Linked DNA regions of Homo sapiens: region 1 is linked to region 2. The links are chromatin contacts, found by Hi-C or POLR2A ChIA-PET in ENCODE. All regions are on one chromosome and are shown on one strand. Each heading gives the region's core, a stretch centred on a gene start or an enhancer-like site at or near the end of the contact. The rest is flanking DNA. Distances are from core to core; before and after follow the strand shown.

Region 1 (4,837 bases), core at 2,165-4,664, 53 kb before region 2:
ATTAAGCTGATATAATTACACATCTTGTATCAAAATTCTTTGTGTTCTTTGTACATTTTTTAAAACATGATCCTCTGCAAAAAGTACCAGTGGATAGGAAATAAGTTAAAAAGACAACATGACTCTGAAACATTGTCAGAAAATACTATTCTAGGAACTTTTGGTAGGTGCGAATAATAATGGCTCACATTTATTGAGTGTTTATGCTTGGCACAGCATTAAGTACTGTACTTCATTACCATTTAATAAACAGAAATGCCAGAAGATAAATACCATAATTATGCATGTTTCAAGTTTTATTAAGGAGCTGAGGTTCAGAGAGGCCAACTAGTCCAAGGTCATGCACAAGTCAGTGGTAAGGTAGGATGTCAACAAAGATCCTGACTGCAGTGCTTAACCACCACACCATTCTCTCTCTTATCTGTATAACACTAGCTCCTGATTGATGGTATATTTTAAATGTTAACTTTCAGCTAAACTCCACCACTGGGTATTTTTCAGGCATTCTATAAAATTGTTAGATACATCATACAAAGCCATTGAAAAACTACATAAGGCAATTATTTCCTTGTGCAAAGACATTAATTATCAAAATATTTCTCCTAAGAGAACTGAAACAAACATTCTAAGCATGATGGATTAAAGTTTTAAAAGTTATATTATTATTGGGTGTTTTTTTTGTAATTATTACTAGTTGGTAAAACACGGCCTGAACCATCGCCGTAACATAGAGCATCTAACTCTAGTTTGAATCAGCGTTAACAGTCAGTGAGTGGCTTAGCTTAGTTTTGGCTGATATTTGTTGCTATTTGACTCAAGTTGTTCTGCTACTCCCAATATGGATATGTCCATTTATTTTATTTATTTTGGTGGAGCCATTGCTTTATTTTTACTGTAGATATTCCAAAAATAATTAAGGAGTTAGCTAAGAAACTGGGGTTGGGGTAACTTGATTTCCCCAGGACTAAAGAGTTTCCCAAGAAGTATGAGTTTCAATTTTAGCACCAGGACAGTCCCAGGCAAACTGCAATGAATTGGTAGTCTACTGCGAGTAGACTGGTAGCATTATTTTATTAATTATCCTTTTATAACACTAATCTATCTCAAGTACACTTAATGTGCACTTGATTTGACACTAAAAAGCCATCCTAGATTAAGCCTATGTGGCCAAAGTAAAGCTGACATCAAAGAAAAGAACTTGAGGATAAAATTCTTGCCTAATCTAGGAATTCCCAGATTTTGAAGAGTAGTATCACAGCTTAGAAATTAAACTTTAACATGTAAAAAGCACAGTAATATCTTTAATAAACATCTTAACAGAAATTTGGTTGTACACAAATGTGGCGTTACTTCCACGTAGGTATGTAGCACTGAAAGCAACATAACTGTCAAGTAACGTTTTGCTAACACACACACCTCAATATGAGTGTTCCTCCTGAAACAGTCACCTTGAGAGGTACACACTTAGCACAGTGATGTTGATTTGGCATAAGACATTTCTAACACTCATTTTAAAATTGCCTTTAGAGTCAGATTTACTTAATTTATAGCCTGTCCTCAATTTTTATGAAAATGGCATTGGGAGTATGGATGACTTTCCTTATTCATCTTATATAGGGTTCAAGTAACTTAATTTTTTCCTAAAACCAAATTCCTGCCTCAGAGGGCAATGTTTACTACCACTGATGATATTCAAAAGAGCATGACACATGAAGACAGTTCCAAAAAGATATGACAGCATCTCTTTGATCAACGGCAGCATGTTAGCATGAAAAAACAACTCAAATTTTAAAGAGAGCAACTTTGAAGTTATAAATTCTATATAATTGTTCCCTTCCCCCACATCACTTATGTTAATTTAGTCATACCTTTTAACTGTCAGCTAAAAAGCCTATGATTTTGGTTCTCATGCTAAACCCTGACTTCAGCATTGTCATTCCATGTCTCAATCTACCTAATTATTTGCTCTGATACCGAGCCCCTCTCTTGTAGCTTGCAATGTTTTCTCCTCTGAAAATTACTTTTCCCCTTAGGGCTGCTGTCTTTACTTCTAAGATATCAGCAAGTTACCTTGTAATTGCTTCATGGAGAAGTCTGGGGACATGGTTGGTTGTGTGAGGTCTTTTTAGGTAAACTTGTCAACACACCATCCTTTAATAAAGTTTTTTTTCAACCTCAACACTATTGACTTTTTTTTTTTTTTGAGATGGAGTCTCGCTCTGTCACCCAAGCTGGAGTGCAGTGGCATGATCTTGGCTCACTGCAACCTCTGCCTCCCAGGTTCAAGAGATTCTCCTGCCTCAGCCTCCCAAGTAGCTGGGATTACAGGCGCATGCCCCCATGCCCAGCTAATTTTTGTATCTTTAGTAGAGATGGAGTTTCACTATGTTGGCCAGGATGGTCTCGAACTCCTGACCTCAAGTGATCTGCCTACCTTAGCCTCCCAAAGTGCTGGGATTATAGGTGTGAGCCACTGCACCTGACCAACTGACATTTTAGGTTAGATAATTTTTTGTTGTTAGGGGAGCTGTCCTGTGTATTGCAGGAAGTTTAGCAGCATCTCTGGCCTCTATCCACTAGATGCCAGTTGTGACAACCACAATGTCTCCGGTCATTGCCAAATGTCCCCTGTGGCAACATTATCCCCAGTAAAGAACCATTGGCTGACACAGGGATGTAGAGATGAGTCATTCTCTTTATAGGGTTTTAAGTAATACATTATACTGCTGAGCCAGATTAAACTTTGAAAGGAAAGAAAAAAACCCTCACATTTAAAGTAAATGAAAATATGTTTTAATTAATTGATAGAGCAAAATCTAAATTTAGAAAAAAATGTTGTGCTTTCCAGGTGAAACACGAACTATGTATACAAGATAGAAAGCTGTCCATTCATTCTTTCATTCAGTCAATATTTACTGAGCATATACCAAGTGCCAGAGACCCCATGCCGGGCACAGGGGTTACAGTGGTGAACAAGATAGACAGATGTCTGCTCTCAAGAAACAACATAGCAAGTTTGGGACATGTGTTACAATATAGTGAGATACGTACCTTCCCACAATAGGTGGTAGAGTAGTGCATTTATTAATCATGTTTTTTATATTCTGTATTTTATGATGTTTTGATATTTTGATGGAATAGAAAGGCTTGAGGGCTGGGGAGAGACTGTCCTTCCCAGAGCTAGTTAATTCCTAATATGATAAATAACTTGCCGTCCAGTATTCCTTTCATATGTAAACCAAGCATTAGTGAGTCCATCTCCCTAACCACTTCCTTTATCTCTCACACACTAAGCCAATATTTCCTGCCCTAAATCAACACAGGACTAGAAACCCAGCCAACCAGGGATAGCTCCTATGTCCCAAAGCCTGCCAGAATTATTAAAACTGGCTAACCCTAAACTGTTTCCCCTGACTCGCCTTGCCTTTCCTACGGAAAACACAGTAAAGGCGGTGGCCTCTGCCTTCCCCTCGTTCTTTTCTGCTTTCTGAATGGCACTGGTGTTTCCCCGTGTGGTCTGCATAGTGGGGCTGCCTCCTCCTTTCGGGAAATGTAAGTCATAAAAAGCTTAGTGGCATGAGCCTCTGCCTCTCCATGTTATCATTCAGTCACCTCTACAAATTAAAATCATTGAGACAAGAAGCAGACAGAAAGGGGACCCTATCCCAGTCAGAGGGGCCAGAAAAGCTTCCCTGAGGAAGGATTAGAGTCAGTAAGGTGAATACATGAGAAATAAATGTCATCCAAGGATAAAAAATGTATAAATGGCCTGGTATAGGCAAGTTGCAGTAGGAGACTGGGAGGGCAGATTCATTTAGGGTGTTTATCTTGAAGGCAATTGGAAGCCATTAAATATTTGATTCAGGTGGTCAGGTTTGATCTCTCTTATTAGGAAGATCCTTCTGGTTGCATTGTGAGGAAAGAGCTGGACAGATGCCAGTTAGTGGACTAGTGAAGCAATGTAGGAAAACATTGACAGTGTCCTGAATGCAGTTGGTGACTGGGAATGAACAGAACGTGACAAACTGGAAAGATGTTCAAGATGAGGAACTAAGTAGAGCTGATGAATTGAAAGGGAGGAGGAGAAAGGAAGAAGTCAAGGTTTCTGGCTCAAAAACCTGACTAGATTTGTCTGGTAGTGTCTTTCACTGAGACAAAGAACCCAGGAAGAGAATCCAATCTGGAGGGAAGGTTGAATTTGAGGTGTCTGTTAGACATGAAAGTCGACATGTCCAATACTCAGTTGGATGTGCTGCTCTGGAGCAGGGAAGAGAGATGCTCTACAGGTGGAACATTTACAAATTACGTCCCAGTGATTTTAAACTCACTTACAAGGAACAGTAACGGCAGCTATGAGATGACCCTGAAAGAGGGAGCTGAATGAAGAGTCCAGGGCAGAACCCGGAGGAGCACCAACATGAATCAACAGGAACAAGAGGAGTCCTCAAAGCAGAGCGAGATGGGGGTGACAGGAGAGAGGTGGGAGGTGGGAGGAAAAGCATTGTCTGGAATGCTCTCACTCCTCCACTTCCTCCCAGCCTCACTCTGTCAGTGTCCCCTTCATCATCTGAAAAACCATCCTGTCCAGCGTCTTTGTTGAAGACTCAGCCCCAAGCATTGCTTCTTTTGGGTGCTTTCCCTGACTACTCCCAGGTAGGGGTGGGGGTCCGACCGCACCCCTTACAGCACCGACCTCATCATACTAATGTCTCCCTCAGTGGCAGGGACCAGTTTTCTCACCATCTTGTCCTCAGTCCAATAACGAGCACATAGTGGGTATTCAATACATATTTGTCAAATGAATGAAAAAAAAATGAAAGCTTGCATGCTTTCACAA
Region 2 (4,265 bases), core at 1,730-4,229:
TCCTTCAACTCCCAAATTAATTTTGTGCATGTTATTCAAAACTGTGAACATTTGATTTGACAGCAACCATCTCTCTAGCCTTTCTGTCTCTTTCCTTGCATCCAGCCCTAATAAGCTATCACCAGTCCTTACAAGAAGAGAAAGTTTATGCCCAAGCAACATTCACTTTGCCTTGAACACATTGAGATACCATGAATAGAATTGAATTGACTTAATATTTTAAATAAAATACAGTGATCCTAATGAGGCAATGGCCTTGATAACAGAGAAAGTGATAAGCGCTTTGTTCCAAGGGATTTCTCCCACAAATAATGCTAGTATAAGAAATCAAACATAATCATTTGAACTAAAAAAAGAAAAAGACCAACAAAAATTGTGCATTGCCACAGTAATTTAGAACTTACATCTTCTATAGATAGCTCTTTAGTCTTTTTAACGTATGGACAAAAGGTAGACTGTAGACTACAGTCTGTCTCTCTCTCTCTCTTGCACACACAAACACACAAAAATTAAGGCAAACTTCCAGATACTTTTATAATGATATTTTAAAATCTATAGCTCTAAGTATAGTATCACAAACTACAAAAGCAAAGCAAACATCTAGATGCCTTAATAATGATCTTTTGAAAACCACAAATGTATTGCTGGGTATTTTAGGAAGGATGATTTAGGGGGAGTGTAGGACTGGATTCTGACATAGCCTAACAACCTTACTGAATCCTGAAAATAGAGATGCCATTAGCAGAGAATCTCCACAGCACCCTTTCCTAGCAATCTGCTTCAGCTCTTCAGTGAATCGCCGCAAAGAGGTCCCACATTGAAATCGTCACATGCAGAACTCAGAAGAAACCCACTACCCACTCTATTCTTGAGGCCTGGCTGCCAAAGAGCCACCAGAGAACAACAGCACTCAGCCACTCTGTCCCCATATTTCAATTAGTAGGCAAGCGATTCTAAAACTGTACACTATCAGGATCGTAGAATACTTGGGCAAGACAGAGCTTCGTAGACTGCACAGTCCAATTTCTTTCTTACTTCTTTACCACCTAAGTTAAAATATTTGTCTCTCTCTCCCTACACACACACACACACACACACAGAGAGAGAGAGAGAGAGAGAGAGAGAGAGAGAGAGAAACCGATGAGACAGGAAGGGTGAGAGATTTTCCTAAGGCCAGGCTGCAAGTTAGATCAGAGCTGGAATTAGAACCCAAATCTCATACCTAGAGCCAGCCAACTGCTATTCTAGACTCAGGACAAATCTGCTTCAGTGTCATGAATTCTACATATGCTAAATTGGGCATTCATATTTTATCTGAGGTTGCCTGCTATTGACTCCTAAAGGAACCCAACAAAACCACCTTTCTGAGCCTTTAATCACTCTGCCAGTTCCAAGCTGAAAACTTAAGGCAAGTTACTTAACATCTCTGGGCTCTTTCCTCATCTAAAATTCATGGGTTGAACTGCAGACCTCGGAGGAACTTTCCAGTAATAAAAACTCTGCTTTTCATCTACTGTTTTATGGTTCATTCTTGATGTTTGCAATTTTCACTAGGTGGCAGGATTCCACCATCACATTACGAAAGGATTTACATATGATGCCTGGAAGCAAAAAGGAGTTTCAAAGAAACTTCTTTCTTCGCAAAGGACACTAAAAAAAAAAAAACGTAAAAGGCAGAGGGAAACAATAACTACAAAAAAAAAAGAGTAAAAGCCAGAGGGAAACAAACAATAACTACAAAGGCAATGGCCCATGTATTTCATAAAGATCTGTACCCATTTTTAATATAAGCATAAAATAGGAAATTAATCCCATGCTCTTGCATGTTCTTCAATACAATACTATAATTTGCAATTTGATGATAAGGTTAGGTAAAAGTTTGCTTAGTTTTGTGCATTTTAAGTTTTATTTTAGCTGAATGCCAATTAGAGAATACCAGATCCCCTTGGGCTAACCAGTAATGCAGGCAATCTAATGGCAATAAAAACTTAAAGCATTTTAAATAGTTATTAATGTGTTACAAAGTTACCTCTTAGTTACTCATAATATATTTAGATTATCTTCTAAGTTTATTTTTGAGATCTTGACCAAAAGAGTACATAAGAAGGAATACAGCATTTATTGGATTTTTGCATTTATTTGTCAAATCCTTAAAAGGGTATTCTTTTAAATAGATTTTATGACACTTCATCATACTTTTAAAATTATTGCCCAACATTGGCCTTTTCATGAATGCTGCATAATAAATGTCACTACCAACACTCTATATGAGTCCCCAAAATAGCCAAGCAAAGTCGTTATGCTGAACTGAGCGTTTCTCCTCTGCCAGAGCCAAGTGAAGTGACATCAAACAATAACTCAACTGAACATTCTAAAATTGCCTGGAAGAAACGCTCCCCAGTGTCTTGCTTGTTGTCAGAAGAACATGGTTAACTAGGCCTTTTCCTCAGCTGATAAATATGGCATTCTTCCCACCCACCCCTCATCGATTGCAAGTTAATTACATAGGATGTGGCCCATTACTCTCCAAAGTTTCTTAGAAAATAACTCACTTCCTAGAAAAATCTTAATATCCGCAGCAAAATCAAATAATACTTAGACTTCTGCATCAGAACCTGAAAACACCATCAGCAGGTTGCTTTCATTCCTTCCTTCCTAGCACAGAGCCGTGACACTTCGTTCAGGTCCTACCTTTGCAACTTGTAAGGGCTGCTTCTGCTCCTTGCCACCTTGCAATCTGAACCCCCAGGGCGCCCCTCCAGTCATGGAAATGCAGATAAAATCCCCTGTGCCCATGTTTTCCTTTTAGTTGGGCAGCATGAAGAGCTTGACGAGACAGACGAAGCTTGGGTGCGGTAGAGGATGCGCACTCAGCTTCGGGCGCCTGCCGAGGACGCAAGACTGGGTAATGCAGAGCGTCCGCCGCTGCTGCAGCCGCTGCCCCAGCCGCCGCCCCAGCCGCCTGCTGCGAATTTGTGCGGCTAATGGGCTCATTCTCAAGGAGGCAGAGGCGCTCGCAGCATCCAGGACACAGCCCACTCTTGCGTCACTCTCCTTTGCTCGGCCCACCTTCGAGGAAAGGAAAGCAGCTTCACACACAGGAGAATGTCCTCACGTGGGGCGAGATAAGGGAAAGGAGGACGGAAGGGAGAGCCAAAGTTATCTTGCACTAACAGATTAAATCCAAGCAGTTAATGGTATAAGTATGATTGAAAAACTTACATTTAATAATTCTGTAAATAGTAAAGGACACATGAAGGTTTAATCTCCACGCCATGAATGACGTCCTAAAATAGGAGCGTTGGGAATTCAACTACTAGAGGATTAGATTCTCTCAAATAAATGTTTTGAGACTTGCCACATTTATGAATGGAATAGACAAAAAAGAGTTAAAATGAGTTAAATTACTACTTTTCTGTCTGCATTCTGCTGAATTATTCCTATAAGAGGAAACAAAAGAAAGCACAAACTTTTTGTTAATAAACCTCCAGCTCTGAAAAGTACCTTTCTGAACCATATATTTAGAGAAAGGGGAAGAGAAGAGACAGAAAGGGAGAGAGAAAGAGAGAAAATGAATATGAATTTTTCTCCTGGAAACTACATTCTTATAATTACATCTATTGCATAGTTTTGGGTATGTTAAATTTTAACGTGTTTTGTTTTCTTTCTACCTGCTGATCTTCTTAAACCCAAACCCAACAGTTAGTCAACTGCATAAAATGTACAATGTCACCTACAGGTTTCTTATTTTTATAGTTTGTCATCCCATGTCATGAATCTGGGTGGTCCAATATAAAAGCAGATTTTGTATATTCCAAATATTTAAATGTTTTAAATCTGAATACAATCTGCCAAAAATGTACAAAAAGGACATTTTAATTTTCCTATAATACTTTTGTTTTCCATAACATTCATCCACATAAAAACATACTAAATAAGGAAGAGCCTGGGAAAGTTTGTTTGTGTTACTTGTGGTACCAAACAAAATTTCCAGACACGCTGCCTGTTTCAGCACTAAGAAGCACTATATACAGTAAGTCCTCACTTAAAACGTCACAGATAGGTTCATGGAAACTGTGACTTTAAAACCAATTTTACCATCGACTAATTGATAAAAACAAGGTTAAGTGACTACAGTCTATTTCTGGTCACAAAGACATCACCAAACTTTTAAATAAGATTAAAACACTTCTAATATTAAACATGGAAATAAATGTCAGCTACACATGCATTTAAGAAAGATTAATAAAAACAAGATAATCATG

What was found. Hi-C counts contacts between places; a loop is a spot of excess contacts on that map. ChIA-PET counts read pairs that join two places held with the same protein, here RNA polymerase II (POLR2A). Pooled maps may share reads with other maps.
Region 1: a loop to region 2 is called in a map of ovary, with 2.6 times the contacts of the local background. The contact joins the enhancer-like site here to the promoter of SYNPO2 in region 2. A Hi-C loop is called at or near these places in 12 of 168 maps with a recorded cell type or tissue (PC-3, aorta, ascending aorta and 8 more) and 13 of 50 pooled maps. POLR2A ChIA-PET finds 5 or more read pairs at or near these places in 3 of 52 experiments (Panc1, SK-N-SH and activated CD4-positive, alpha-beta T cell).

The regions. Positions count from the first base shown.
Region 1 is chr4:118,940,473-118,945,309 of GRCh38, reverse strand. All of the region lies in intron 1 of SYNPO2 (synaptopodin 2), which reads right to left. Among named protein-coding and RNA genes, the nearest start is that of SYNPO2-AS1, 42 kb to the left of the region's middle. Within about 2 kb of position 3,414, at least 7 of the 41 ENCODE cell types and tissues checked have a DNase peak (open chromatin) inside an H3K27ac peak, as active enhancers do; they include ascending aorta, gastrocnemius medialis and ovary, where a contact is called at or near this core.
Region 2 is chr4:118,887,568-118,891,832 of GRCh38, reverse strand. It overlaps SYNPO2 (synaptopodin 2), which reads right to left and starts at 2,979. Exons shown (of 5, transcript NM_133477.3): 1 at 2,692-2,979. The coding sequence starts at 2,796.